Linked DNA regions of Mus musculus: region 2 is linked to region 1. Evidence: chromatin loops called from intact Hi-C (ENCODE). Cell type or tissue: heart. All regions are shown on one strand. Each heading gives the region's core, and the rest is flanking DNA. Links, peaks and the distances in the headings are about the cores only.

Region 1 (15,919 bases), core at 3,618-11,617:
ACGCCTACCCTGGAGTGTTGTAAATGCCCAGGTCAGCGACTCTAGTGTTAAATGTTTACCATCAAATCCTGAGCAGGGCAAAGTCAACACAATCATGTTCACTTAACCACGTGACCTAAATGGGCCACATCCACTCCAACCCCAGAATGCCAGGCTAGACCTTCAGAATGACAAACTCTGGTCAGTGAGCTCTCTCTGTGTTCTAGGACTGCCATGTAAAGTGCTTGGCTTATGAACATGAGGAACGGAGTTCAATGCCTAGAACCTACGGCTAAAAATAGAAAGAAAGAAAGAAAGAAAGAAAGAAAGAAAGAAAGAAAGAAAGAGAGAGAGAGAGAGAGAGAGGGAGAGGGAGAGGGAGAGGGAGGGAGAGGGAGAGACAGAGACAGAGAGAGAGAGAGAGAGAGAGAGAGAGAGAGAGAGAGAGAGAAAGAGAGAAAGAGAGAAAGAGAGAAAGAGAGAAAGAGAGAAAGAAAGAAAGAGCCCCAGGGAGGTAGGAACATGAAGACTGACTGGGTCTAGCCACTCCAGAACAGGGAGACACCCTAACCCAATGTGATGGTTTGTATATTCTTGGACCAGGGAGTGGCACCATTTGGAGGTGTGGTCTTGTTGGAATAGGTGTAACCTGGTTGGAATACGTGTGTCACTGTGGGTGTGGTCTTAATACCCTCACCCTAGTTGACTGGAAGTCAGTCTTCCACTAGCAGCCTTTGAATGAAGACGGAGAACTCTCAGCTCTGCCTGTGCCATGCCTACCTGGATACTGTCATGCACCCACCTTGATGATAATGGACTGAACCTCTGAACCTGTAAGCCAGCCCCAATTAAATGTTGTTTTTTTTATAAGACTTGTCTTGGTCATGCTGTCTGTTCACAGCAGTAAAACCCTAACTAAGACACCCAACAAAGTGGAAGTCCTGTGAGATGGCCCACTAGGTAAAAGTGCTTCCTGCCAATGCTAATGACCTTAGTTCAATCCCCAGAACTTGAAAAGTAGAAAAAGAGAACAACTGTTCTCTCACCGACACACATGTACTTTCACATACACAAATAAATAAATGCAATTTCAAAAAAGAGAAAAAGTTAAAACCCAGAAGCATTCCTGAGACTGATCTCTGGCTTCCACACCCCTGTGCGTCTCCCACCCAGACACAAAGTGGCCTGGCAGTGGGGGAATCACATCTTTAATCCCAGCAGCACTCAGGAGGCAGAGGCAGATGGATCTCTGTGTTCAAGGCCTGGTCTACAAAGCCAAGTTCCAAGACAGCCAGGGCTACACAGAGAAACCTTGTTTCAGAAAACCACAAAAAGAAAAAAAAAATGATGTCAGATGGGGGAAAAAAACATAAAATAAGCCTGAAAATCAGAAGGTGATAAAGGAGATGGGAAGCAGAGATTGAGTTCAAAAGCTGATTCCAGATTTCCAGCAGAAATACCTCCTCCCCACACAGAGCACAGACTATCTCATTGCTGCTCACTGCTGAAACTGAAAGTCTGTAGTAACATGCAAGCGATATGAACTATCCAGCCTCTGACGCCAACTCAGTCACATCACAGAGAATTCCAAGCAGGCATAGAAAACCCTCGGCAGTTATTGCATCTGGGCCAGCAAGATGGCTCAGTGGGCAAAGGCACTTGGCGTCTAGCCGGAGTTCCATTCCTGGAACCAAAAGATGGAACAAGAGAACCAACCCCCTCCAGGTTGTCCTTTGACCTCTGCACATGCTCTGTAGCATGTGCACCACCTGTCCCTCCCTTCTTAAAAGGAATACAATAAGTGTATTTTTTTTAAAAGAATCACTGGGTGGTAGCAGCACAGCCCTTTAATCCCAGCACTTGGGAGGCAGAGGCAAGCAGATCCCTAAGTTCAAGGCCAGCATGGTACTACAGAGTGAGTTCCAGAACAGCCAGGGCTACATAGAGAATCCCTGTCTTGAAACAAACAAATAGATAAATAGTAGATAAATAGAAAAAGAAGAGGGAGGAGGGAGAGGAGGAGAAGGAGAAAGAGGAGGAGTGGAGTGAATCACAAACAGGAGAAGTCATGTTTGCACCTGACTAAGCAGAAGTCTGACCTGTCTACAGAGCCTCAAACCATCAATTCTTTTCATTGGTCAATCATGCATCTGCTAATCATGTACAGATTTTTATCAGTTGCCCCTGATTATGTCAAACTGACAACCATAGTGACATTTGAGATGCATGGATTCTATAGAACGACCCTGCCTCTTAGGAGTCACTTAGATGTTTGCATCTGTTGCATCAAATGCAGGTGCCTCGCCCTATGGAAATGGAGTGAATTTGCACCCAGTGTCCATTAGTCCTTCATCTCCCTGCAATCTCCCTGCTTCTTGTTCCAAATATGAAAAGCATATGAACAGAGTGGTGATGCTTGTTGCCTAACTGCCCTACTGAAACACTTGCTAGCTGAACTTGGAAATTAATTCCTTTGGCTAATAGAGTGCACCTATCTATCCTGGGAATGCTAGCCTGGTTTGCCTCTCTACTCCACTTTTCAAATTCAGGGAGGCACGTGGACTTTCTAAGGTCCCTGTGTCCTCCTGTCTTGCCTAGACCCCATACAGCAGTGTCTCAGCCTCTAGGATAAGATGCCTTTACGATTATGCAGTGAAATTCACATGCAAAGCCCAGCTCCCTCACCAGCACCCCAGGTTCTTGCCACTAGCCTAGCTGATAGTCTCTGGAAAGTCTGCCCCTGGTCATAATACTGCTACCCAGAGTGAATGTTCTGTGTCTCTATCTAGTCTGTGAGGACCTAAGGCGCACGCCGCCTCTTCACCAGCCACAGACTCCAAGGAATCTTCTCCTTTCTATTCCTACATCATACTCAGTTTATTTATACCTCTTTCTCTCTACCATCGGAAGCCATTTGAAGCTGACTTTGCCTCAACCCTGTGCCTGGCATATTCTAACAAAGAGCCAAGCACATAAACAGCTTTGTAAATGTGTGTCCAATGAATTCATGATTGAAAAAAGAATCACTAAGGTTGAATCATCCCAGTGGGTTGCTGGGAGATCAGATTTGAGTTTAAGATCCCAAATAAGTTTAATCACCGAAGAGGGGAAAAGACAGAAACAGATACCACTGAGAGGGAAAGAACGAGAGGGAGGCTCAGAAAAGAAACAAATAATCACCTCACTTGCGTTTGACTGGACCTGTCTTCCAAGAACCCCTTAAACAGAACAGCTAGGCTAGAAGATGGGATTTGTGTGAAAGAGATCAGAGTCGGGGTTAAATAGGAAAAATAGAAGCCATCAAGGAGGGCCAGGAAGGCTGGGCTGAGTGCTTGGCACAGGAGACAGGAAGCAGGCGGCCGAGATGGAATCTCCATCAGAGGGTGCAGTCCAGGTCACACAGAAAAACCACCCTCCTTCCAAAGGGAAGAAAGGCTCAAGCCACTGTCGCCAGAGTCTCACTCAGCAAGCAACCCACCACGCAACCCTGCATGGTGTTGTCACCGGCTTTGGGGGATGTACCTCTGTTTAGCTGCCTAGCCTGATAATAGCCATGTTGCTTACTGTGGGGTTATTATTAGGCTGGGCTGTAAGTCTCTGTGTGTGCTCAACCTCGCCTACCAGAAAACAAGAGAGGGCAGGAGGAGGGGACCCAAACTAGCAGAGCTGCTGAGGCTGCTTTTTTTCATCCCAGAGCCGGGAGAAAACAAACAGCCCTATAAGATCCCAATTTCTAAGCACACTTAAAGGTAGCAATTCCAGCCTAAATGCCCCTGGGCTTGGTAATGTTCCACCCTAGTGAAAGGGCAAAATTATCAGGGCACAGAGAGGCCAGAGGCATCCCGCTGTGGATGAAGGGTCCATGCCAGCTTCTAAGTAAAATGAAGGATTACAGTAATTCAGCCCAAAGCGATTTCCCGTTTTAACTGCTGTTTCCTGTTTTCCACACCGGGCCTCACAAGGATCTTTAGAACCGAATGCAGGGTTCCCAGGCCATTCCCTTCACTGGGGAACATTCTTCGCCATTCACTCATCACTGTGTTCAATACGGCAAGTGGACTGTTTTCCTACTGACCTCAATGTGCGGCCACCATAACTTCTATGGAGAGGATTCTTGCCTCTGCAGGGCAGAGTTGAGCCAGTCTCTGGCACCGTGCACTTCTCTCCCTGGACCCAACTGCCCTCCAAATGGATCAGCAGCCACCAGCTGGGTTGACTGGACTTGGGAGGGGGTTGCAGGACAACAAGGGAATGGAGATCTCTTCTCTCTGGTTGTAGATGGATGCATCCCAGGACAGTAAAGATAGCTGGCCAGTCCTCCCTCCCTCCCTCCCTTCCTTCCTCCCTCCCTCCCTCCCTCCCTCCCTCCCTCCCTCCCTCCCTCCCTCCTTTTCCCTCCTTGTTGGTTTTTAAAGGCAGGATAAAGAAGATATAGGGGTTTTGTTTTGATACAATTTTTAGCTACAAAAAGTTACAAAAAAATACATTAAAAACTCCTTACACTCCATCCATTTGCAACCCTGCTTTCTTCTTCCCACTCTCTGCCAGGATTCCTCCAGAAGCATTTAGGAAGGGGACTGGGGCTCAAAGAGATGACTTAACCTTTAAAGGCTAAGCTCCCAGCTCAAAAATATAAAAAGAGGACGGACACATTATGACCCCTGATCCTTACCTACAATATATACCCTCCTAAATAGGGTGCTTTCTTATAACAGAAGGTCAGGAAGAAACACAGATGCAATTTCTTTTGTGCCTCTCCAGAGACACTAATGGTACTAATGGTGTCTCTCCCAGCGGTCTTTCTGCCCCTAGTTCCGGATTAGTAATGCGTTACATTTCATTGTCAGACCTCTTTCATCTCCTTTCATTTGTAACAGCTTTCCTTTGTCTTTTATGATTGTTGACATTTTTAAAAGAATTCAAGCCAATTATTTTAGAGAATTCCCCTCCCTGTTTGGTTTGTCTGATGTTTGCTCATAATTAGATTCAGTTCTTGTGATTTGGGCTGGAATTCTAGACAAGCAAATGGGTGTCCTTCTCAGGGCATCATGTAACATTAGGGGGTACTAACAGTGTTCATCCTATGAACCTGTCTATGTCCAAGCCTGTTTTCTTGAGGAATAATTTAGAACTTTTTTTCTGTTGTCACTGACAAGTGTACGTATGGGGAGATACTTGGAGGCTACATAAATTTCCTATACCTTAAAGATTTACTGGCTTTTAATAAGATTAAAACTTAAAACCAGTTGGTTCCCGTTTTGGAGGAATGCATTCCTCCTAGGCCCAGAATTGTGCAGACAGACAAGGGCTAAGTACCATTTATCTGGGCTTCCCGGTGCCATGGTAGCTGATTTCCTCACAGACTGCTGGGTCCCAGGGAGGGCAAGGATGCTGGACCGAGAGATATGCTGTTCATCTGCAAGGCTGTCTTCCACCTCCACAGGGCGGGAACAAGACGCTTTAGAAGCTGAAAACCAGAGCTATGACTCAAGCTGTGTCTTAATGCCAGACAGCACTGTCCAAAGACTGAGAGGAAATCAGCTCAGACAATATGCAAAGCTGTTACATGCATGGCAGTAGATAGCTAGTCATTCATTGGAAGTCCACCCTTCCTCCACCCAGTTCCTCTCTGCCTCAGCTACCAAGCCTTTCAACACCTACCTATTTAAAATGTGGAGGTGGAAGAAGCCTTCTGGAAATGGGTTGCTTAAAGTCACGTGGGGATCCGGGGATGAGAATAAAGCAAGAGCCAACAAGGGGGCCAACACTTGTCCCTAAGCCATACTAGAAAGTTCTCTCCCCAGGTGTGTATTCCAGCCACTCACGTTCCCACAGGGAACTGCTACCTCAAATTCCTCAGGACTCAAAAACACAAACAGCAATGGCACGGCAGCATTCTTTAATGACGGCTGTGCACGCTCTTTCAATCTTTCCCATTAACCACAGCCTGGTTTTCCTACCCATTCAAATAACCCGTCCTTTAACCCAGGCATCAAACTTGTGCTGGATACTCTAATAGGCCCTGGGGATATAAGGTTTTGTTTTTCGGTTTGTTTGTTTGTTTTAAGACACAGATGTTCACAAATTAATTACTTAAATCCGCATTTACAGTCCCATTGTGGTTTGTTAACACGAGATTCAATTCTTTCACAATATAAAAACACCGCAAGGAGCTAGTGACTTAGTCAGGAAAGAGAATACAGACGTAATTCACACCAAGCTGTGAAATAGTACTCTGGGTTGCCACGTAAGCTGAGAAGTTGCGAGTCTACACACACACCAGTGATCTTCCCAGACAGGTAAACCCTAACTTGATGACCCTGTTTAGAGAGCGCTCTCCCTAATTCCTGTGGCTTTTTTTCTTCATTCATTCCATTTAAATCAAGCTGACTAAATTTTCTCTAACAAACTTTTTTTTCTTACTCTAACAGTTTTCTTCCAAAACTTCAATGCCCAGCTGCAAACAACGGTGACATTTGATGTGAGATATAACATCTTCCTCTGACCACAGGGGGTTTTAAATATCCTGCCTGGAACCTGGAAAGCTGTAATGTAACGTAAGATCTTCGTACTGAGCACTAAAACAGCAGTTTTTCTAGAGACCAATTAGCCACTTGCTAAGGAAGGCAACATCAGGAAAAGCGTCCAGTGTTAAATATCCTGGCCTCTTTAGTCCTCCTGAATGCCTTCTAGGCAAATCAACCGGTGTGTCCGGCTTAACCAGTCCCTGGACAAAGGCTGTGGGTGGAGAGGGGTTTCCTGTTCCCTAGACACTGCCTGCCTGGTGCTCACTGAAGGCCACAGATGCCTAATCCAACAAGGATCCCAGTGCAAACTCAGAACCATCCACACTCACCACCAACTTCTCTGGGCGCCATCCACCCTTCCACTTCCCCACTTCCCCAGCTCCCACACTCACGGGTTTAGTCATAAGAGGAAGTGGCTCTGAAGTCCCCATGTTGTCACACTTTGAAACCTGGAAGTGGCCCAAATGCTAGAAAGGGGAGTTGAAGGAAGGCGGGCGACCATGTGCTGCTCTGCTGATGTGAAACACCTGAGCGCACCTTCCAGACAGCAATCTTCCAATGTTTTAATTTTAAAAGAAATTCCCAGGTGGCTCTGAGGTTAGGAGCACTTGCTGCTCTTCCCAAAGGACTTGAGTTTGGTTCTTAGCATCCATGTTGGATGGCTCCTGAGCCAGCTCCAGGGGATCTGGCATCTTCTGGCTTTCAAGGGCACCTGCAATAATGTGTCAGGGCCCATGAGTGAGTGCACACTCACACACATATATGAGTAACTAAGAATAAATTGCTAAAAATAAAAACCCGGAAATTACCAAATTTCCCATCTCAGTCTGGAAAATGGGTTTTGAAGAATTCTGGCAGACATTCCTAAGAGGCTCGAGGGTCATCTCTAAGAAGGTACCTACATAGTAAGGTCAGCTTCAGAGGGAGAAAAACAGCTTCTTTGGAGAAGGAGCTATCTATTTTTTTTAAATCAAAATTTAGCAGGGCCGGCCTGTCAATCCTCAGGACTTTATCTTAAACTCTTCCTTAGCTAACTGCACACGAGCTCATGTTTGCTCACCCTAGAAGTATCTATCCTCTCGAGTGTGTGAGGTAGGGAGAGATTCAGACACTGACATTTTTATCTACATCTAAGCACCTGTAAATAGATTAACTGTAATGCAGCAATTTATGGCCACCAGTTAACTTTCTCAGGTCTGCCTGCCCGGGAAATGGCACCCCAGCCTTCCCGGAGCAGGTAGTAATCATCCTATTCCTGGCAGTACTGAAAGCTAGCCTTCTTTGAGAAGACCTTATTCCCTGGTTGGCTTAGCATGGATCTTATCACTGGAAGGTCTAGGTGAAAGCGTGCGTGCAACCCTTCCTTCCTGGACTCCGAGGCTGTGATGGGTAATTAAGAAGGCTTCTCTTGGGTGCTGGGATATTAAGTCAGTAACAGACACTTTCCTTGGGTATTTGAAGCAGCTTTGTTTTGGCTAAATTCCCAATTCCTCCAAGACCTGGCAAAGAGAAGAGGCTTAAACTAAAGCCTGGGTGTGACCTTGAACTTGCCCTTCTGCCCCGTCCCAGGTGGGCGGCTAGAGGAGTTACTGCTGTCCCTTTCCTCCTCCCTGGAACACTAGGGTGAAGGCTGCTGGGGATGACCAGGGCTGCACAATGCCTTGGTTCTAGAGTTTCCCTTCAGAACACTGAGGCGCAACAGAACCTTCATAAGGGATGTTGGGGGAAACAGCTCTCTTCTATTTAGATGGTACAAAATGAATCAGCAGTGACATTTGCCTCCATCCAGATGGATATGACCCTGGGTTTTAGAGCAATTTTCTGGTAGGTTCTGCTGAGACTGCCCTCTGCAGCTTCCTGAGCAGATACAGCCAAGGATCAACTGCTAGGCTCCCAACACTCCCAAAGCTTAGAAATATGTGTGGGGGCTGGCAAGATGGCTCAGGGGGCAAGCACTTGCTACACAATCCTATCGACCCATGCTCTATCTCCAGACCCGACACAAAGAAAGCCAGCCACAGCGGTACACATATGTCATCCGAGTGCTCCTATGGTAAGATGGGAGGTGGGGAAGGACACAGGAGAATGACCAGAAGCATCCAATCAAGAAACAAGAGAGGGCTGCCTCACCAAGGTGGAAGGAGAGTTGCAGGATCCTGAAAGCTGGCCTGACCTCCATATGCACAGTGGTACTCATGCCTGCATGTGTGAGCACATGTGCGCACGCACACACATAGAGACACACACCCTCTCTCTCATACATACATTCTTACACACTCATACATATATACTCACATACACAAAATATTAATACTTTTTATAAAGAATGGATTGTGAGGTCCTGGGCTCCATCCCAGGTTGGGGGGGGGGGCGGGAGGGGACTTTCATTCCTTTTGTTGTTCATTCTTCCTATTTTTGTTGAGATCATGATGCAAGTCATATCATTATTCAACTATATCAATTTACAGGTCAGGAAATTGAAATGTTCAGAGGCAAAGAAACTGAGCCAAGCTGACGAGGAGGTCTCCAAATGAATCCAAACTTAGAGAATAGAATCAAACCTCCTCTAGCACAAAGCATCTTCCCAGCAAAGAACTCCAGGAGCCCACAGGTGCCTGGCTGAGCTTTAGGCTGCTGTGCACTGCACAGGGGAGACCTCCCCAGGCACAGCCAACCCTCCTCCTGTAGAGTTTGGGTTGGGAGGTCTGGGCAGAGGGTCTCCGAAAGTAGTATTTGCACTAGGTCTGCGATGTCAGAGAACACAGCGTTTCTATGACTACAAGAGCTGGCAAAGAGGAAAGAGAGCCAATCCGTGGGAAGAAGCAGGGGCCCCGCCCATCTGACACATGAGAACCTTCCTGGTGCGCTGTGGCATCTACAGGAAACTTGGTTTCGTCCTTGCTTAGACAAAATGATAAATGGCCTTCCTCTGTCTTCCTCGGCTGGGGCTTCAGAGTGACCTTGCCTGAGGCCTGTGTTCTGTGAGAACCAGGCCAGCTTGAGCAGCACGGTAGGCTGGCCCTGTCACTGGTTCAGGACGTCCTCCCCTTTACTTCTAAAGACAAGAGTTGAGGAGAATCATCCTGTAACAATTTAATTGAGACCTCTGCTTCATGAAACCCAAAACACAATCAGGTCTAAACTGCCCTCAGGCTCCCAGTGACACAAGCCTTGAGTCACAAGTCTTCTTGCTGTGACTAGCTCTTCCTCTCTTTAGACTGCCCTCCCCCTGCTCTGATGGCTCGTGGGCTCAAGGAGGTTGACCCGAGTTTTGTACTTCCTTTCCTTGAGTCATTTGCTCTCTAGCTCAGCTAGGAGCACCTGAAGGCTGGAATTCAAAACAAAACAAAACAAAACAAAACAAAACAAAACACCACCTTTCTCAGACTCCCAAGCACCTAGGTGTGGTCCCAGTGTTTTAACTGGGGAGGTGTGTCCAGAGTTGCAGGGCGTCTCACGTAGGGAAGGTCGTGGACAGACCTCCTTTCTCCTCCCTTGCTGAAAATTAGAGGGTGGTGACCTGAGCTCTGCCATGGGTCCATAAAGAAAGGAGCCACACCCTAAGGTGGCAGGGCAGGAAACGGGAATCAGCCTGGATCCACATGAATTCAGAGATCCAGACACCAACTGAGGGTACCCGGAATGTCAAGTGGGAGAGAGAGAAACACACAGCGCACTATAACCATCAACAGACTCCCAATTCCTCAGGATGAAGCTTCCTGGTTAAACGTGGAACCCCCAGGCCCTCCTGCAGAGTCTGGCTTCCCCAAATCTTTGCCTACCATGTTTTGCATTGGGTCGGTAATTCCAGTAAATGTATTATTTGAAGAGACTGAGTTTTGTTATGTTGCCCAAGGTGGCCTGGAACTCCCAATCCTCCTACTTCACTCAACTTGGTGATGGGATTGCAGGCCTGGCTTAGTTTTTGCCATCTTGTTTGATGCTTTCCTAAGAGCCCAGAGCTCACTGACAGGGCCCCAAAGTGAGACTAAAGAAATGTCTGTTTTGAGGAGCACTTAAAGACTTAGCCAAGCATGATAGTGAAAATGTACAATCCCAACACTGGGGAGTTGAGGGCAGGGTGGGGTGGGGTGGGGTGAGGAGCAGCCCTCTCAGGCCTGAGACCAATCTAAACATCTTAGCAAGATCCCGCTATCACACTAAAATAGGCAACAAACACGGCTCAGTGTACAACACGCTTGCCTGTAATCTTGAGGACCTGAGTTCAATTCCCCAGAGCTCAAGTGAGATAAAAGTTAGGCGTGAAGTCTTGAGATTATAATCTCCGCACTGGGGAGGCTGAGACAGGTGCCCTGGAGCCTGCTAGCCAGCCACTGTAACCTGCCTAGTGAAAGATCCTGTCTAAAAAATACAAAACAAAATGCCCAAGGAATGGCCTCTGAGGTTATTCTCTTGCCTGTACACATAGGCACACAAGGAAAGACAGAAACACCATGATGCAATCATGTTTAACCTCAGTGCTTCATCAAGTCATTCCTTCTTGGCCTCCCATGAAATAGCTGCATCTGTAGGTGGAAGAAAGAAAGCATAGGGTTGTTGCACAGGTCGGCAGAACCTCGAAAGTTAGATGTGTGATTTCCCCGCCATGATGGGCTGTTCCCTCGAAGGGTGCAAAATGCTTAATTTGTAAGAAAGCTTTTTTTTTTTTTTTTTTTTTTTTTTTTTTCTGAGACAGGGTTTCTCTGTGTTCCCCTGGCTGTCCTGGAACTCACTCTGTAGACCAGGCTGGCCTCGAACTCAGAAATTCACCTGTCTCTGCCTCCCAAGTGCTGGGATTAAAGGTGTGCACCACCACGCCCGGCATAAAAAAGCTTTTTTTTTTTTTTAATGTTTTTTTTTTTTGGCCTTTGCTTCAGCATGTGCCTTCCATTTGCAACACCATTTGCACTTTACAAAGCATTTCCTTGCCATATACAACAGACAGAAGGGTCATCTGTTCTTCGTGGTGTCACTCATCCAAAACAACATAGACAACTCTACAGAGGGAGGGACCTTTGCTCTCCTGCGGCCTGGACTTTACCCTTGCAGCCTGGGGCTAAGCCTCTCTATGGAGAGTGGGGTGGAAGCCAGTAGAGAGAGATGGGGGGCAAGGAATTCCCTGCAGGAAGAAGGAGAAAACATGGAGGTGCTGGTTAATCTTGACTGCCAACTGGACTAGATATGGAATCACTCTTTATAGATGTACATGGAGCAGTGGTTGTGGCTGGGAGGACTGTTCTAGATTCGATGAGAAGACTCACCCTAGATATAGGTAGTCCCATGTCACGGGCTGGGGAGAAAGTGAGCCTAGCAGAGCGTCCACCTCCCTCTATTGGATGAAACATGACTGGTTGCCTCAAACTCTCCACCATGGACTGTTCCCTCCCACCATCAGCCAAGGATTCTTTCTTCCTAAGGTTGCTTTTGCCCTGTATTTTCTCACAGCAATGAGAAAAGCAATTAATCCAGAGACAGAGGAGGAGGAGGCAAGCTGAAGACCATCAGCCAAAAATGTAGGCTACTGCTTTCTAACAGCAAACTGAAACCACGTCCAAGGAAGCTCCCAGGACGGCCTGGGCAGTGGCCAGGCTCAGGCACCTCCAGCAACAATGGAGTAGGGGATTTTGGCCCAGACCTCCAGCAGCTGTGTGAGTGCCTGAGGTCCTGGGAGGGTGAGGCACAGTAGAGTTGTTTTCTTTTAGAGGAAACACTGGAGGCCCTAGTGATGGACAACGGCATCTGGGGGGATCAGCCAGTGTGGGAAAGACAGGGCCTTGGCCTCTCTGCCTCTGTCTCGTGACTCTGTTTCCCTGGCACCTTCAGCTTTGAGGTCTGCTTCCATTCTCCAGGGGCCTTCACCCAGTCCTTAGAGTTAGCAATCTGGAGACCTACTTCAAAGCAGGTGAAGGTGAATGCTGACATGGAGCTTGTCTTCTGTCCTATGTACTTTTCCTGTTCCTGTGAGAGATTACCATGACCAAGGCAACTCAGGGAGGAAAGAGGAAGCCAAGGCAGGGACCTAGAGGCCAGGAGTGAAGCAGAGACCAGGGCAGACTGCAGCTTCCAGGCCTGATCTCAGACTCAGTCAGTCACCTCTGTTAGGTAGCCCTGGCCCACTTGCCTATGGTTGGCACCGTCCTCAGTGAGCTAGGCTCTCCCGCATCAATCAACAATCAAGAAAATGCCACGCATTCTCGTGTCCAGTCTAATGCGGTCCTGGGTTTGATTCCCAGCATCTACATGGAAGCTAACAACCATCTGTAACTCCAGTTCCAAGGAAACCAATGGCCTAGCCTCCAAGGACACTGCTCCCACATGGTGCACAGACACCCATGTAGGCGAAATACCCACACACATAAAATAAAAAAAGCAAACATTCAAAAATGGTTGAAGTGATTTAAAATAATTAGCCGTCACATCCTCTGACGTCTTCATGTGTACCCTGGCATATGGACACTGGCACTGATTCATAATAGTGCACAGAGGGGGAAGGGGAGAGAGAAGGAAGGGTTAGGGGGAGGAAGAAAGAGGGGGATGGGGGAGGGAGGGAGAGAAAGAGAGAAAGAGAGAAAGAGAAACAGAGAAACAGACTTCCAATCAAAATTTCTGAACTTCCTTTTGAAGTTTGTATGGCTTCCATTCTATTCAAAGCCAGGGTCTCCAGACTATTTCAACAAAACAAGCCCAGTTGTCATTTGTTAAACACCTTCCCACCCAGAGTCCAAACCCCTTGTATACCACGCAAGGCCTTCACAGGCCCAGCCAACCTTCTCCCTAAACTCCCCACGCTTAGCTCCTTGCACACGGACCTTGCGATCCAGAGACCAATTGTCATGCACAGCAAACAGTGTGCACAGAAACGCCCGAGAGTGGACCTGAGTGTCCACTACCAAAGTCATGAGTGGGCTCCATCCATGACTTCAGAAAATGTCAGAGTTTATCACAGCAGAAGCAGAAACTTGGTGTGTGAGGGCTCCAGGCTCCCCATAGCGGCTGAGAATGGCTGTTGATGAGACAGGAGCACAAACTACTCACCCTGAATCTTCACCCACTCCATTACTGATTTATCTACAACACCCTTCATCTTGTGCTTGGTTCAGAGAGACAACACATGCAATAAGCCACACTGTTCCTTCAGGGGGATCATTACAGGACCTGGAGGATACCAACATCCTTAATATAAAAGATGTACTGTTTGTATATAACCTGTGCACACCCTGTTAAATACCGGAAATCACCTCCAGGTCACTATCACTGCTCATCACAGCATAAATGTATTTAGCTGCTGTCTGTATCATCTAGGGAACGGAGATGAGGAAAATGTCTACACATGTTCGGTACAGATGCGTTCTTGTTCCTGAATATTTTCAGCTTCCAGCTCATTGTGTCTTGTTGGGGCCTGATAAGACAGGTTTGTTTTCATTATCAAGTCAGTGCCTCATAGTTGGGGAAAGTACTGGCATATATCACTCTACACATAACACAAGACAACAGATTCAATTCTAAGGTCTAGTTGAAAAATGGAAAGAGTTCAGAGGAGGGAGAAGAGCTCTGCTGACAGCTCAGGAAAGGTTCTGTGAGAGATGGGGACCTGGTGTGAGCCCGGAAGATGCAGATGACTTACTCAGCCAGATGGAGGAGAGGGGACTTTCCAACAGCAGAAGGGTTCCCCCATCACTGCTGGGAAACAGCCCTGGCAGCCTAGTTCTTCTTTAGTTCTTTTGTTTCTGGAGTGGTGGGGATTGAACCCAGGATGTCTGCCATGCTAGACAGATTCTCTACCCCTGAATTATAGACCCTTGGTAGTTAAGCACCAATCTTGATCATCATAGTTCACATGAGGCTTCTGCAACCTTGCTAGAGATGGAGAGTCATGGGTCCCACACCTTAAAGAAAGATAGGGTTTAGGCGAAGCAACCTGGTCAATTCATCCATGTAGCTCTGATGCAGAGTGAAATGTGTACACACACTCTATTGTAAAAACGTAGTAATATATATACATACATATATTATACATGTTTGATACATTAGATATTTATTTTATGTGAACATTTTACATGTCTGTGCACTACACATAGGCCTGGTGCCCACAGAAGTCAGAAGAGGGGGGTCTGCAACCTGATAGGTGGAACAACAATATGAACTAACGAGTACCCTCAGAGCTCATGTCTCTAGCTGCATATGTAGCAGAAGATGGCCTAATCGGCCATCATTGGGAAGAAAGGCTCCTTGGTCTTGCAAACTTTATATGTCCCAGTACAGGGGAACGCCAGGGCCAAGAAGTAGGAGTGGGTGGGTAGGGGACCTTCAGGATAGCATTTGAAATGTAAATGAAGAAAATATCTAATAAAAAAAAGTCAGAAGAGGGCATCAGATCCCTTGAAACTGGAGTTACAAATGGTTGTGAGTCATCATACAGGTGCTGGGAACCGAAGCTGGAATAGGAATACAGGCACAGAAACTTCCCTTGTCACCCTGTCACTTGTCAGGGACCACTGTGGAGATGGAGCATGTATTTCCACACAGTAGGGAGAAGGTCCGTGTCGGGTGGTTTTTGCGCTTTTCTTTTGAGTGTGTGGGCCCTTACTTCACTGTTCCCACTCTTGTCAAACAAAGGCTGGCTGTCCTCTCATGTGAGTTGGCCCCAGAGTCCCTCGTTAAGTAAACCAGGGCTTTCCATCCAGCCCATGCATTCAGAAAGAGAAAACAGAAGAACTTTAGATGAACTGCAGGGAGGAGGGAGCAGGAAGCTCCTTGGAAGTTTAAAAGTAGGAACTGGGGATGGTATTTGTGGCTTGGGACTTTCTGCACCACATGAAATTACTAAAATGGCTTAATTACTCCCGTGGATATGGAACCTGACAGACACCAAAATGGTTGGGTCACACCCAGACGGACTGGGGCAAGCGTCAGACAGGGAGGCCTTCAGCCATCCAACCGGCTCTGCAAACCTGGCTAAATCTGACCGAGGTCTCTGTGACCTTTCCGCCTCAGCCTCCCTGGAGTGGAGAGACAGACACACTGCTGGAATCAGTAGTGTAGAAGTAGCCGGCGCCGGGCTGCAGAGGATCTGGCATGGTCTCTCTCACCTACTTTCTGTGCATACTCAGACAGCCCACACGGCCAGTCTTTCTCTGTGCTCCAGTTTCCTCTTCTACTGACTTAGGAAAGCAACTGTGATGGGCTGAGGATGTGGGTCAGTAGGTCTAGTGCTCACCTACCATACCCAGAACCCTGGCTTCCCTTCCCAGGGTTGCATAAGATGGGTATATTAGCAAACACCTGAAGTCACAATACTTGGTGAGTGGAGGAAAGATTGGGAGTTTAAGGTCATCCTTGGCTACATAGTATTCCAGGGCAGTCTGAGCAACATGAGAGCGTGTATAAAAGCACAGAATAAAAACCTCAAAAAG
Region 2 (15,919 bases), core at 5,357-13,356, 65 kb before region 1:
GGCCATTTCCCACCCCAGAAGGTTTTAACAGACACACCACAGGGTGTGTCCTCTGCAGGTGGCATGTGAACAGAGGGGATTATGTTACTGGTATCAAAGTACACTCATACTACCTCACAACATGTACTGGGGGGATTGGGGTCTTCAAATAGAAAACTAAAGGCTCCCATGAGCGTGGTAAGTTGTTTCAGGTCACAGGACCTGCCAAGAAGAAAGCTATTGATACAAATAGGATTCCCTTGATCTCTGGTCAGAATGTTATCTGGATAAATAATACCATTCTTGTACACGAATGAAGGACTTTATAGATACAAGTGAAAAATCTGAACTTGGATAAGAGTCTCTCTCTCTCTCTCTCTCTCACTCCTGATGAAAGGAGTACGTTAAGATCTTGTGGATGACATCACTGTTGTGGCACACACCAATCATTCCAATACTTAAGAAGGCGAGGCAGGAGGATTACGATTTCAAAGCCAACCTGGGCTAAATAAACAATGAGATTCCATCTCAAAACCAACCAACCAAACAAACAAACAACCAACCAAACAACACCCAAACAAGATCCCCAAAGGATCCTTTAACAGTGAGAACACACTGCCCGTCTCTCAATCAAGACTGATCTACTGAGATTGCAGAAAGTGCTGGGATTTAACTGATTGATACGTCTCAGCACTTTACTTCTTAGAGTCATTCAATGAACATGTCTTTTAAAAAAAAAGTCAACACCAGAACAAGGTATATCTTCTGCACACGAACGAGGCTCTCACAAAGAGCCTGAGCATCGATTTTATAAAAAATCTATCTCTCAGGCTTTGATTTTTCCCCCAATGGTTATCTCCTAGAAGCAAATTCTTCTTTTGTACAAAGTAAGGAGAGAAGATATCCAGAAATCACACTGGACACTTGGCGTTGTGGGGACCAGGAAAACACTCACCAAGTATGAGATATTGAATAAGCCGTTCCTGCCAACATCAAGGAGGACATATCTCACTAGAGCCATGGTCTTTCATCAACAGTTTACAGAAGGGATGAGGAAACGCCAAGGTGGTAAAGTTCTTGCAACGCAAGCATGAGGACCTAAATTCAGTCCCCAGAACCCATCTAGAAAAGCCAGCGATGGTGGTGCACACTTGTAATCTCAGAGCTGCAGAGCCAGAGACAAGCAGTTGCCTGGAGCTCTCTGGTCAGCCAACCTAGCCTAACTGGGGAGTCCCAGGTCCCAGTGAGAGACCCTGCCTCAATAAACAAGATGGATCCTGAGGAACACCTGAGGTTGACCTCTGGCCTCCACATGCACACATGTGCCCTTGTATACACACACATACAATTACAGTAGCTGAGTGTGGTGTGCACACCGGGACTCCAGTTACTCATGAGACTGAGGCAGGAAACCTTCAGGGTCAAATGCACCCTGGGCTCTTTATTGAGATTCCATTAAAAAAAGGAACATATTCACTAGGGCTTTTCACAGATACAATGAATAGTCAGCCAGCATGTCTGTTTTGTAAATGTGTGCTTCTTCCCAAACCTTAACCATCCCAAGAGTGGAAATGAATGAGCTGTCTGTAAACAGTTCAAGCTGTTATCTTTATGGCCTTAGCTAAGAAAACCAAACAAGGCTGAGATGAGACCTCTGAGACAAAACAGACAGAAGGGAGTGACCGGACATGTGCTATCCTTCCGCATCTTGTAGCTCTCCGATAGAAGATGGTGGATGTGGAGGGCTGCAGGCTCTCCAGAAACAAGGCATGGAGTGTGGCCAAGAGCCCGAGCCACAGGCTTAGGGACAGAGCTAAGCAGACTAGAGAGGAAATACAGCACTTGGTTTGGACCAAATCCATGCCATGTTTTTCAAACACAAGGTTTTATGGCCTCGTATTTTCTTCTGCGGCTGCCCTGGTGCTGAAATTATAGTTTTGCTTAGCTTGACTTCCTCCAGGCTGTGAATTTCCATGAGGGTGTGTGAGTGGGGCCGAGGCCGGGGAAGAACTTGAGCACAGAGGCCCATAGGCTTGGGGAAGGAAAGGCAAGAGGCAAGGATTAATCGTAAATGTTGCCGTAAGACCAGTGGAGTTATTCAGTCATCTAAACCAGGAAGAACGTGGTAGGAGAATATTTCAACACATTAAGTTGGTGAAGGAAGATTTAATGTTCAATGAGAGATTCAACATAAGTTTCCTACTTAGATTTGAATATGATATGAGGAGGACAGAAAAGTCAAAAGGATGTAGAAAAATAAAGTTCTCTCTTCACACAGTTAAAAGAAGTGGCAGGTTTGAGGATGTAGCTCAGTACAGAACTTGCCTCAGCATGCACAAAGCCCAGGTCCCAACCCCAGCATCACACAAAGTGGGTGAGACAGTTAATGTAGAAAAAGCTCCAAGTAATAAAATTGATGTTATAAAGGATTGACTAATAATGTATTTGCTTAGGGGATATTAAATCAAACCACCAGGACTTAGATAAAAGAGTGCTGCCTACAAACTCCAAAATACCCCAAAGATAAGTAGTCTGCTAAGCAGGCCAGTTAGAGATGAAGGACGTAGGATGCTAGGGTGCAATGTTTACTCACCAGGACTGACCAGCACTAGGCTCCACTCACATGACCAAGGAGACTTCTAACAACTATCCCCAAAGGTTTACCACTCAAGGGGGGCAACACAGGGTGACAGTCATTATTAGGTCTTCACCTGCCACTAAATCCCCCGTGCTCTTTTTATCAGGAAAAACATAATTCTGCCAGGTTGGCAAGATGACCCCTGGTAACAACCCCTCGAAAAGGAACATTCTTGGAGTCCTTAAAATAATCCTGGGGATATGCAGCCCCTTTGGTGGTTAAATCTCATATTTGTCTTAGTGGCCAAATTTTCAGTTTCCTGTCTCTGTTCAGATTGTTTGAAGTATCACCTGGGCTGGACCAGGAAGAGACTTAAAGATGGCAATGTCTGTGGAATGCATGAGCCTAAGGTGCATAGATGTCAGAAAATCTTCTGTTCAAGGGTGACTGTTATGTGGATGTTAGCCTCACTTGGCCAGGCAATTAAGTAAAAAGCCTTCCTTGCTTCACCTCTAAGCTGTGGAGTAATTGCTCACGGAGAAGGTATATTGTTTTCTGTAACAATGATACACTGTAACATTGCCACTTGGGAAGTGTACACAGAAAATCAGAAGTTCAATGTCAGCCTTGGCTACGTGTCAAGTTGAGGCAGCCTGGGCTACGTGTCAAGTTGAGGCAGCCTGGGCTACGAGGGGGAAGGCCAAGAGACAATGAGTATGATTTTATCAGGTTTTGGTGATGCTTTCTAACCTGTTTACCAAAGGGAGGGCTGCAGTGCTGTGTGCACTTTAACTCCTCCGTGGTTTTAAAGTAGTATGTTGTCTCTCTTTGGGTTTTCTTCATTGTTTTACTTCCATTTTTAGAAGAAGGAAGACCAAAGTGTGGATACTTCGCTCCTTCTTAGAATGGGGAACAAAATACCCATGGAAGGAGTTACAGAGACAAAGTTTGGAGCTGAGATGGAAGGACCATCTAGAGACTATCCCACCCTACCCCACCCGGGGACCCCACCAAACCCAGACACTACTGCATATGCCAGAAAGATTTTGCTGACAGGACCCTGATATAGCTCTCTCTTGTGAGGCTATGCCAGTGCCTGGCAAATACAGAAGTGGATACACAGAAATAGATACACAGTCATCTATTGGATGGAACACAGGGCCCCTAATGAAGGAGCTAGAGAAACCACCCAAGGAGCTAAAGGGGGTCTGCAACCCTATAGGAGGAACAACAATATGAACTAACCAGTACTAGAGCTTGTGACTCTAGTTGCATATGTAGCAGAGGATGGCCTAGTCGGCCATCAATGGGAGGAGAGGTCTTGCAAAGATCATATGCACCAGTACAGGAAGCCGGAGTGGGTGGGTTGGGAAGCAGGGCAGGGGGAGGGTATAGGGGGCACTGGGAATTGCATTTGAAATGTAAATGAAGAAAATATCTAATAAAAAAATAAAGTAGTATGTTTTTACTCAACAAAGTTCTTGAGTTTCATATTTAATCACATTCAGGTTATACTCGTTGAGTCAAAGGACATGGTTTTACTATCTTGCTATGGAAAAGTACACATGTGTCTCAGTTAACGTTTGATTGGCTTTCCAACAAAATAAAGAAAATTCTGTGCTCCCATTAGTCTCAGGTCAAACAGACATCTGGCTTGCCTTAGTGGGCTAGTTTAAACAGGATTTTAGCCATCTCCTTCAACATCCAGGAAAAGCTGCTATCTTTTGATAAATTTATCCCAAAGATATACTCGGACATAAGAAAGATGGAATAAACCAAGGCTATTTATTCATGCTGCTTATACCTGAGTGCTGGAATTACAGGGGTGCTCCGCCCTGTCCTGTCTATGTGGTGATGGGGATCAAACCCAAGGTTTTATAAATGTTGGGTACCAACTGAGCTACACACCCCAGAAAACATCTTAATCCTTAGCAACAGATGATAACAGTTGAATAACCCAAAGTATAGCCAAGCAGTAGGATATTTTGTAGCTATAAAAAAGAAATGGGTACAGAATAGTCTCCCAGATACAATGCTGCCTGGAAAAGTGACTGTAGAACATGGTGATAGAAACTCTCCCTATAGTCTGAAGGCAGGAGAAAGAATGTACAAATGGTAACTCTGCAACTCTCATCTCTGGGAACCCTGGCGAGCCCTGGGGAGGGGAGGCAGCTGCTGGCAAAGGCACAAACAGGCACCCAGTTGACCATGTTACTAGATGGCTAAATGAACAACCCAGAACTGAGAAGAAATGATAGCTAGGGCTGTGTGCTTGTCTGTTAAACCTACTTAGCTCATAGCTCAGCCTCCTCTGACCTCCACTGTACCATCCCCGTTCCTCAGGGAATTTCACAAGCAGTTGCTAGATTCACAAGCCTTTCATGTGTGCCAGGAGAGGCTCAGTGAGCTCCTGGTTGGCTGAAGGATCCAGGAACAAATTTGCTGGGTCAGGGTCTTGAACTGGCACTCAAGTACTAGGAGGCAGTGAGGGTTTTACTTCTCAAGGGGGTAGAGAAATACTGTCTCCTTCCATAGACACCACCATCATACCAGAACCGCTAATGTGATGCAGCCTTGTGGGCACACAGGTGCATTTGTTTCGTGTCAAGGCCACTTTGCTCTTTAGGGTGAAGTTCAGGGAGCCTACAAGGCAGTTACCATTTTGATTAGGTCACACTCCTAAGCCTCATGTACACTCTGCATTTTTATTGTCTTCTGGACCCTCCCTTGTTAAATATAATTTGTCTTTATCAGATAAAGATAGACGTCAGATGTTAGCAGAACTTCCCTCTTTTATGAGAAAAGAGAAGGAAAACATAAAAAAGGATCCTTATTTGGAATGGAAATCTCCCCACTGCCCTGTCAGCAATGAGTGGGATACTATTTATTACCCAGCGTCTAAAATTATCCCCCAAGAATGCTGAGAGGGGAAAATGCCTTCCTGGGTGGCTCAAGTGGGTGTGTGTTCTCAGAATGGCCTGGAGTGCCACCGATGCCTGGAAGATTGGGGTCATATGCTATAGGGTTTGCAATAGATCACAGGCAGAGGGGACCAGTGGAACTTACTGTAGGAAGGATACTGTAAGGTTATACTTTCCTCTGAAAGAATAAAAATGACCATTTGGGTCTCAAGGATGTGGCTGAGATAGATGCAGTCACCAGGACTATCGCCAACCCAACGGTCAAAGTTCATTTCTCTGTGTCCAAAATAATCTAATCTAAATCAGACCCATGGAAGAAACTGCAAATCTATGAGCATTCCACACCATGCTTCCTGTCCCTTGCCTGTCAGGACATTCAGGTACCTATTCATTATAAAGGCCAGGTAGAGGAAAGAGTGCCACCAAGGGACCCATCATGAAGAGGCTACTCCTCTCATAGTTAGAGGGTGCCTTCATCTTTGAAACTAGATGAAGAGCCCTGTGATGGCTCAGTGGGCTCTGATGGCCGGATGATTTGATTTCCATTCTTGGGACACACGTGGCAGAAGAGAGAACCGATTCCTGTAAGTTGTCCTCTGACCTCCATATAGATGTCATGGCACATGTGTTCAATGTGTACACCCCAACACTAAATTAATAATAATAAGCTAGATGTTTACTATTCTAGTTTATAGGGCATGTTTAATTCAAGGTTCAATTCTGCCAGGTGTCTCCAAGGTTAGTAACACATAGAAACAATTTTTCAAGTCATGCATGGTGTAGGATGTGGAGGTGAGGGAGGGAAGAGGAGAAGAGGGGGAGGGGGAGAGAGAAAAAACATACAGGAGAGGAAGAGGTAAAGGGGGGGGTAGAGAGAGGGAGAGAAGGGGAGATGAGACAAAACAGGAGAGGGGAGGGGAGGGGAGGGAGGGGAGGGGAGGGGAGGAAGGACAGGTGCATGAAAGAGATCCACTCTCTCCTGAAGCCATTTTGCTCTTTAGGACACATGACTTTTCATTTCTTACCCATGCACCTCACTAGCAATCTAGGCCAATCAAAGGGGTAAGTAGGTCTTGCATGGCTTCGGGGTAACCACTCACTCCCCTCACTCCACAGCCCGAGCAGAGCTACGTACATTCTTCACTCTCCACGGCGGCATAGTTGCCCACTTCTTTGAAGCTGATGTTTCCCAAGTGGAGAATTCCAGCCACAATCTGCAACACGAGAGTCTGCTCTTCCGAGAAGATTCCAATCACATTCATGGCGTGCTGGAAAAGAGGGAACAGTGAATCCAGTGGCTCGCTGCGTGAGCAGGTGACAGACAAGGCACAGAGTGGGCTCTACAGCTAGTGTGTAGCTTAGCCTGCAACAATGACGAGAAGTCTCCATCAAACAAGGTGATCAGTGAGCTGGGTAGTCACTCACTCTGAGTGTGTGTGTGTGTGTATGTGTGTGTGTGTACATGTGTGTACATGTGTGCATGAGTGTATGTACATGCTTATGTGTACATAGGTGCACGAGTATGTAGAGGTCAGGGGTGATGTTAGGTGTGTCTTCCTCATTTGATTTCCATGCTTATTTATTTGAAATATGATGATATCTCATTGATATGAAGCTCTCTGATTTGGCTAGACTAGATGATCGACAAGTCCCAGGGATCCTCCTGGCTCTGCCTCCCCTGAGCAGGGATTACAGTGTATGCTGTCATGTATGCCCTCCTCCTCCTTTTCTTCTTCCTCCCTCCTTCTCTTCCCCCTCCTCCCCCCCACCTCCTCGCCATGGGTTTTGGGAATAAAACTCAGGGCCTCAAGCTTATGTGGCAAGCACTTTGCTGCTGGAACCATCCCCCTAGCCTGCATATGCTCTTAGAAGCCCTGCTGGAACGGAGAGTCTGTTTTTAAATACACCGTGCTCTCTAGGAACACCCTAGACCTTAGAGGACCTCTAAGAGGAAAGACACTCAGGGGACAGGAGCCCAGGCACAATCTTCCAGGTCTGTCCTGTCCCGTGTATGTTCTGGCTGCCAACCCTCCCCAAGGACACTCCCTCTCCATTTCCAAGCAGTCCAGGAGGTCTTATGTCATCTTCTCCCTTGTGGGGGAGGGAGAGGGATAGATTTTATCAGCAAAAACATCTTTCAAAATCTTCAGGACCTACAGACCATTTAAAGGCCAAGTTTCTGAGTCCAGTAAATTAAAATGGCTAAGTTTTGGATTTCTGTAACTTGAGAGAGCTCCTCCCTGGGTCGGTGCTGTACCCTTCGTCCACAGTTTTTTTTTCCCTGTTCCTTAAGGCTGCGGCTGAGCAGCCTTGGGACCTAGCACTCATCTGTCTTAACGTCCTGACACTGCTGGGCAACACCAGCTCCCCCACACTGATCCTCTGCTGCTCATTCTGGGGCCCTCAGTTCTCAGTGGATGAACAGGCCTGAGCTTGTTGTTGACTGAAACGACCATGTCAGTGCAGACTTTGAAGGATAAGTGGAAGACAGGTCTACCTCCAGACTGCTCTAGGGTGGAAGATTTAGATTATCCCACGCAGGTCATAAACCCTCCAAACCCAAATGCTGTAACCATGACTGTAGCATGCACATGGTGTGACCAGCGCGGTGTGAGCACAATGCTTGTCTTCTGACCTCAAAACTCAGAATGAGGAAAGAGAAGGAGATGAAACAAACAGAACTCAAAAAGTGTTTTTGAACTTTTCTTTGTGTTTTATTTCTCTGGGTTTTGTTTGTTTGTTTGCTTGCTCCGTTTTATAAGACAGGGTCTCACTATGTAGCTCTGGCTGTCCTAGAAGGGGTTAAAGGAATGTGCCACCACTACACCTGACCAAAACCTATTTAGATTTATTTAGAAAAATTTGCCTTTGTGTATCTGTGTGCGTGCATGCTACACGCCTGCAGGTACCCACAGATCTCAGAAAAGAATATTAGATCCCCTGGCGGTGTGAGCTGCCAGGTGTGGGTGCTGGAAACTGAACGGGGGTTCTCTGCAAGAACTGCAAGCACTCTTCCTGCCCAGCCATCTTTCCAGCCCCAAACACTGCTGATGTTCAACTAAGACCATAAAGTGGCTGTGGCCTTTCTAAGGAAGAGCTAGCTCTCCAAGAATTGGCTGCTCAGCAAACAAGCAGGCTAAACCCACCCCCTCAATCATTTTAGCCTGTTTATCAGAACACTCCTGCTGGAGGCTATTGATGAATTTGCTTTTTACTCATCTCAAACCATTACGTGCTTCTCAGGAAAAAGTGGTGTGTGTGTGTGTGTGTGTGTGTGTGCGCGCATGGCTCTCCAAGGTGCTGAACACAGGTTTTCAGAAATGTTTACAGTAGCTGAGGGGGCAGGTTACACTGCTATCTGCTTTGTTGATCTTTACTGTCCTTTGCATCAGTTGAGACTGAGGCAGGGGAGAGGAGACAGGCCAGCCTTGGACCCACACTTACCAGGGTTTCCTGGAAATCCCGCTTGTCATCAATGTCATCCACCTTGTAGGACCCCGAGAGGCTCAGGTAGTAATAGTAGTCCATGCTGGTGATGCCAAGGCTTTGCTTCTGCTCTGGAGAGGCACCCTCAATGAGCTGCCACGAGAGCACACAGGATGTGGTCAGGACATGGTCTACAAGCCACCCTGTGGTTCTGGGACCACCATCCCCAAGCCCAGGTGGGGATAACTCTCTAAGCTCGTAATCAAAAAATCTCGTGATCCTAGCCTCCAGATCCCAAGGATGTTTATAAATAATATCTTGGGCTTAGGTACCTTAGCCCTAGATCAGTCTGCAAGCCCCAGCTTTTGTTGTTTTAATGTGAATAGCTGTGGCCTGATCTATGTATGTGCACCACATCCACACCTAGTGCCTGTGGAGGCCAGAAGAGGGCATCAGGTCCCCTGAAACTGAGTTATAGATAAATGAAGGTGAGTACCATGTGGGTACCGTGTGGGTTCTGGGACCTGAATGTGGTTCTCTAGAAGAGGACTTAACTACCCATCCATCCATCCATCCATCCATCCATCCATCCATCTCCAACATCCAGTTCCTAACTCTGATAAAGCCTGAGAGCGATCAGGCTTTCTTCCTATCAGTAAGAGAACTGTATTTATGACCCTATGGGAAGGTAGAATATAAAATAGACCACAGCCACAGGATTCCTGCTCGCCTTAGCTCTTCTACACTTCTCATCCCAGGATGTGGAGTTCAGAGTGGCCATGCATCCTTTCTCTGGTGTTCAGAAACCTCCTGATCTACTGACTATCCTTGGTTTGCTTCGGGCTTACAGCTGGAGATGAGAGCTCTTAGCCACCATACCTGCCACCTGTGGCCATGTGGTCCCGACCCAGGACTCTAACCCTCTGAACTGTAAATACAAATAAAATCTTTCTTCCATAAGCTGCCTTGGTCATGGTGTTTTACCTCAGCAACAGCAAAGTAGCTAAAACAACCACAGTGCCCAGTGTAGTCTGGGCTGGGGCTTGGCCCTGGGGTTTTGTGCATGTTAGGCGAGCACTCTTTGTGAATATAGGTATCACTAATCTCCCAGAAGCCTTGTCATCTGTGCACTTTCCAACAAGCAGGTACTGAAGGAATTGGTTGCCATCACTGTAAGCATCTTCCATAAATTAATCTAGAAATGCCTGAACAAAACCAAGCCAAAGAGAAACCCCTCCTGGGCGTTTCTTGCTGTGGATTCCATTTCTATATACCTAGGAACATTTTCCTAAGTAGCCAAATTGGCTAGATCTAGAGGAACCCGCCTGTGATCTCAGCTACTTGGAGGCTAAGGTAGGAGGCTTGCCTGGGCTACCAAGTGAGTTCAAGGCCAGCCAGGTAACTTAGAGACTGTCTCTAAATGAAAGAAGTGAAAAGAGGACAGAGGAAATGTCTCTGTGGTAGAATGCTTACCCAGCACATGGGAGGCTATGGGCTAACTCTCCAGTATTGGGCAACAACAACAACAAACAACTAACAACTGAACTGATGATTGCTAAAGCCTGAAACATAACTTAAAAGCATCTTGGGCTGAAGAGATGGCTCTGTGGTTAAGAGCACTGACTGCTCTTGTAGAACTCCTGGGTTCAGATCCCAGCATCCACATGGTGCCTCCCAACCATCTTTAACTCCAGTTCAAGGGTATCTGACACTCTTATGAATTCCACGGACATTAGGCATACATGTGGAACACAGACATTACATGCAGGTAAAACACTTACACACATAAAATAAATAAATCTAAAAAAAAAGAAACAAAACCATTTTTTTTAAAGGCACCTTGACCCAGACTCAGCCTGGGTTCTGAGGGTCTGGGTAGAGGCAGGCTGGACTTGCTCTGGGGATCCCGAGCCCGAGGGAACACGCTCATCTAATAGTGTACTGGTTGCAGGTATCTGCCCTGGACACTTTGTTCCTATCACCTGACTTCCTGGCTCACCCCCTCCTCCCATCTCTGCCTAGGGTGCTCCCTTGCTTAGTCTTCCCTGCCTTCCTGGGCTCTAACTCTTCCCACACAAATTCCTATTTGGCAAATAATCAAACAAACACTCCCACTTCTGTTTTGAAGTTTGTCAGCAATTTATCCTAATTAGAACTCAACCCTCCTTGGGGACAGGGACATTCTCATGTCCCTTCTGTACACTTGCACAGAGCACAGAGAAACCTTTCTGGGCTGGTTCGATTACTGAATAAACCTGAGGGGTGAGGTAAAAACCGATCACGTGATCACTCTCCTTTCCGGTTGGAGATCAGAGGCCAGCCTTTGGGAATTGGTTCTTTTGCCACGCGGTCCCAGGAATCGGACTCAGCGTTGGCTCCAGGTGCCTGTTTCCTCTGAGCCACCTCGCTGGCCTCCCAGTCTTGTTTTTTAATACGGAGAAGGAAAAGCTATGGAGGAAAACCTGGTAGAATATGTGGAAGCTCCGTTCCCCCGGGTTCCGCATCACCACTCTGGACTTTTCCAGAAGGAAGTTGGAGATCTTGCCACCATCTGGTTCCCCACCTGGACTGAACTGGATTTCAAAGTATTTTCCCTGCAAGAAAATTAGCAATTTCCTTTATCATCCGGTAACCAAAAACACAGTGCTCCAAACAGACTTTGAATACAGGGTATAATTCAAGGAAATTCATTAATGGAAGACATTCTGGATTATCCCCAGCCCTGAGCTAGCCTTATTTACTTTCCTGGTGGCAAACAATACCGGAAAGCTTGGCAGTCCCATGATTATAACAAACAATACTGGAAAGTTTGCCAGTCCCACGGTTTTGCATTCAGAGGCTCAATCCCTATGGCCAGACTAAATAAGGAGACTACATTCCTCATTCATTCTCTCCCCGTCTGTGTTTGTCTGAAGAACAGGACAGGAAGCTACATAGCACCAAGGTTGCCACACTGTTCTTCTATCTAGAAGGATGTATCAGTCTTCAGCCAGTGGCATCTTGGTTATCATTCTCTGTAATGCTTGCCTATCTAAAATACAGAAAACGGCATATGGCTTTAGACTTATATTTTTTAAATAATTAGTGAGATTATCATTTGATGCTACCAAGCATGGCACACACATACACACACACACACACACACACACACACAGAGAGAGAGAGAGAGAGAGAGAGGGAGAGAGAGAGAGAGAGGGAGAGAGAGAGAGAGAGAGCCCCTTTGATGTCATTGAGCATAACACAGAGAAAACCTATCCTTCCCCCCTTTCCATTAGGGTTATATGATTATAAATGCTGGGCCCTTACTATGTCTAAAGATCAACTGAGTTATCCTCTCAGAATAAAAAAAAAAAAACAAAACAAAACACCTTATCACAGGAAAAGGCAAAGGAAGTCATAACGATGTTTTCCTGCTGTTTTAGGAAGAAGGGTGTGGGTGGGCAGCTAAAGGGTTACAGTTGACATGTCTATTTTTGCAAGGCAGGTTAAGAATGATAATTAGAGGCAGAAAGGTCATGTGGAAAGTTCATTCGCAGTGTCTTTCTTCTGTCAGTATCTAGAAAGGTCAGAATAAAACATCCCAAGTACTGAGCTGAAAAAAAAAAAAAAACCACTTAGAAGAAAAAGCAAGAAAATAAACTGGATTTCCCCCAGACAATGGGGAGCGTGAAGCAGGTCTCACAGACAGGCATCAGCAAACTCAACTATAACTGTCTGGGACCATAGGGAGACTTCTCTTGGAAATAAAACCTTCCTTTCTGAATAAAAGCTAAAGTCAACCTGGTAGTATACATTGGTGATCTCAGGGCATGAGGCAGAGACAGGTCATCCTAGGCTACATAGAGAATTTAAGGCTAGCCTGGGCTATGGGGGGGTGTTGCCTCAAAAGAAAAAGGATGAAATGTTTTTTCTGTTTTGGGTTTTTGTTTTTTGTTCTTTGTTTTTGTTTTTTTAAGATAGGGAGTCTCCATGTAGCCCTGGCTGTCCTGGAACTTCCTCTGTAGACCAGGCTGGCCTCGAACTCACAGAGTTCTGCCTGCTGCTGAGTGCTGGGATTAAAAGCATACCACCACTCACTGCCCAGTGTAAATGCTTTTTTTTTTTTAAGTGAAAAAGAAACTGTTTTTTTCTTTGAAAGTCCCACCCACTATTCATCTTGAAGCAGCCCACTGTCAGCCTCACAGATGGCTCGTCTGGGTGCCAGACAGGCTGTATGGTCGAAATAGGACACTAAATCTATAGGCATTTGGTTTTGGTTTGGTAATACACCTTTGGCCTTTTCGAGTGGTCACATTTCAGTACCCCACTGCCAAGACTTTTAGTCAGAGACATTTAAGAAAGGCATTCACAGAGCTGCAAGGATGACCTTGTCCTAAGCCTGGGTGCATGGAGTCAGGAGGCACCAGGACCAGTGGCTCTTCATTCTATGAGCATTCAGCAAGCAAATTCAGAAATCTGGAGGAGAGGCAGGCAGAGGCCTAGGGGAGGAAGAGTCTGTCCCAGGTGCTCCCTCAGTCCAAGTGTGCTCCCTGCAGACCCAGCTCCACGGAACAAGTCCCCTCAAGCAGGCCTGGACCTCAGGCTTGCCCTAATCTTCCCCCTTCTGTCCTCCAGGTAGCCTGCACACCTCCCTAGGACCAGGGCAACCCCCTTCATCAACTGTAGGTTTCCTTACTGAAGTAACTCCAGGGAGGAGCCATTTCTGAAACTGTTTTGTTTATGTCCAAAGCACAAAAATAATTTCTGCTTAGAAGAGTAAAGAGAGATAGAAAAGCCTGTTTCTCAGGATACGGGAAACGCTCCCCAGCATGGAATCAGGACACTCACAAATCGGCTGGAGTTGTTGTTGCGCACTGTCTTGGCGTTTCCGAAGGCCTCCAGGAGCGGGTTGGATTGAAGGATGATGTCCTTCACATGCTATGGCGGTAGACAAGAGGGGGGTTAGGAAAATAATGGATGCTTAGCACACGATGTCAAAGTCAACTTTCCCCAAAGTCCCACTTTCTGGATGTTAAAAGGTAAGAGGATCCAGTCATGTATGTGTCCTGGGGCATTTCTGGAAAATTCATTTTGATTTTTGCCTTGTTTTATTGAGACAGGATTTTACACTGTAGCCCTATTCAGCCTGGATCTCACTGTGTAGAGCAGGCTAGCCTTAAACTCAGAGAGATAGATCTGTCCCTGTCTTCCAAGTTCTGGGATTAAAGATGCACATCCCGATGCCCAGCTGTTTTTTTTTTGAAACAGATTGACATGTGGCTCAGGCTAGTGTCAAACCTGATATGTAGCTGAAGGTGACTTTGAACCCTAGATCTTCCTGCCTCCACTTCCCAAGAACTGAGACTACAGGCACGTGCCACCACATGTGGTTTATGCCGTGCTGGGACTTAGGGGGAGTCAAAGGCAGGGCTTTGTGCCTGCTAGTCAAGTACACAACCAACGGAGCTACTGCTCCTGATTATGATTTATTCTTGCACTGCCACAGACCTAAGCGTACTTGTATAACCAGGTTTCCCAACCCCTCTCGGTCCGGAAACAGGATCCCAAAGCTGAGATGTTACCAGGAACCCAGAATCTACACAGTCCGGGATTGGGTTTCCATTCTCCCTGCTGTGACTCCCTCCTGCACATCTGGGTGCCTTGGTGATCACAGAGAAGAAGAAAGAGAAGCATGAGGAAGCCTCTTTGCATCTTGCATTCTCCGTTGCATCCCCCCCAACTGTTTCTTTTGCAACAGCAGAGGCAAGACTTATCATCGAGATGGCAACCAACCATCTTCTCCTTTCCAAACATCTATGAAACATGATCTTGTGTGTCTCCAACTTTAACTGTGGGGGGTGACGGTGTGTCTTGCTAAAATGCAGAGGTAGGTTTGGTAGGTCTGGAGCAGGGCTCAGGAATCTGCATTTCAAAGCAACGCAGTTCCCAGGGAGCTTTGCAGCAGCCAAGGCTGAGTCTCAGGACCCACAGGGTAGAAAGAATGAACCAACTCCCTTAATGCTGCTGCCCCACATTACTGCATCTTCTAGCATGAATTCACACTCAGGGCAGCCAGGAGCAACGCCAGATCATGTGACACAGCTACCAGCCAACAACAGGAGAATAATTTAGTGTGAACACTCCAGGCCTGTGCCAGACTTACAAGTGTGCAAAACACATCACAGGCACGAGGCCTCTCAGCTGATGGGGCCAGTGCTGCAGAGAGGCCTTTGGACAGTGACTCACTCCTTGTATGTCTAATTATTCACATGCTATGGCTAAATGTGTTCCAGAAATAACAAGTCTCCTGGCTTGTGCTCTTGAGCTACTGACTAATTTGAAGCCAAGAGTTCTGGATCAATGTCCTCAAAGGAAAACAGGAAGAGAAAAATCAACATTAACCGTCTGCAGCTTGGCCACTGGGTCATCGGACATAGCGAATGGGACTAGACGAAGGTACTAAAACTGACTATGGGAACAAGCCATATACTCCTATGGTACCCTTGAATGAACATCCCAGCAGAGAGACTGGCACAAGGCTTGAGGGTGCATTCTGTTCCACAGAGGCAGTGATAGCTACGAGCACAGAGGCAGACTCTGGTGATTGTCTTCATCCAATCAGACGTAGCGCCACACCTAAGCTGCCTCTCTCCTTTACAACCCAGGGGCTGTACATAAATGTTATATTTCATTATAAAGTAAATTTGGAATTCGTGAATCTTTGCTATTCCTTTTAATCTTCTGTTTGCAAACTAGAAATGATACTCAAGTTTCTCTCAGGGAGCCAGAAAGAAAAGATCTTGAAGCCCTTTCCTTAAAAAGAATAGCCGTATATTATTATTGTTGTTGTTATTAATCTACTGAATTGCTGGGATTAAACAAACTCAGGATAACTGATTCAGGCATGGCAGACATGCATTCTTGCTTTCTTCCCTTTTATTAATTTTTAAAAGACAGTCTCATATAGCCCAGACTGGCCTCAACCACACTACCCTGAATTCTTTATTTGTCTGCTCCATTTCCCAGTGCTAGAATA

Evidence for each region. A loop is a pair of places that touch in the nucleus more often than their neighbours do. Peaks named below come from ENCODE experiments on the same cell type or tissue, not always from the same donor. Only the 100,000 strongest peaks of a DNase experiment are listed, where the experiment ranks them.
Region 2: a loop joins it to region 1, with 3.0 times the contacts of the local background. A loop is called at or near these places in 6 of 42 quality-filtered maps.

The regions. Positions count from the first base shown.
Region 1 is chr9:70,251,460-70,267,378 of GRCm38, reverse strand. All of the region lies in intron 1 of Myo1e (myosin IE), which reads right to left. Among named protein-coding and RNA genes, the nearest start is that of Gm26849, 16 kb to the right of the region's middle. In heart, for the core only: no CTCF peak of the experiment used is centred there; DNase peaks (open chromatin) are centred at 5,460, 6,778 and 9,358; H3K4me3 peaks cover 827 bases; H3K27ac peaks cover 1,344 bases.
Region 2 is chr9:70,317,971-70,333,889 of GRCm38, reverse strand. Myo1e (myosin IE) reads right to left here. Exons shown (of 28, transcript NM_181072.3): 6 at 13,732-13,821; 7 at 11,367-11,498; 8 at 8,923-9,057; 9 at 6,614-6,746. Among named protein-coding and RNA genes, the nearest start is that of Gm40531, 27 kb to the right of the region's middle. In heart, for the core only: a CTCF peak has its summit at 9,341 (motif pointing right); DNase peaks (open chromatin) are centred at 5,529 and 7,479; H3K27ac peaks cover 325 bases.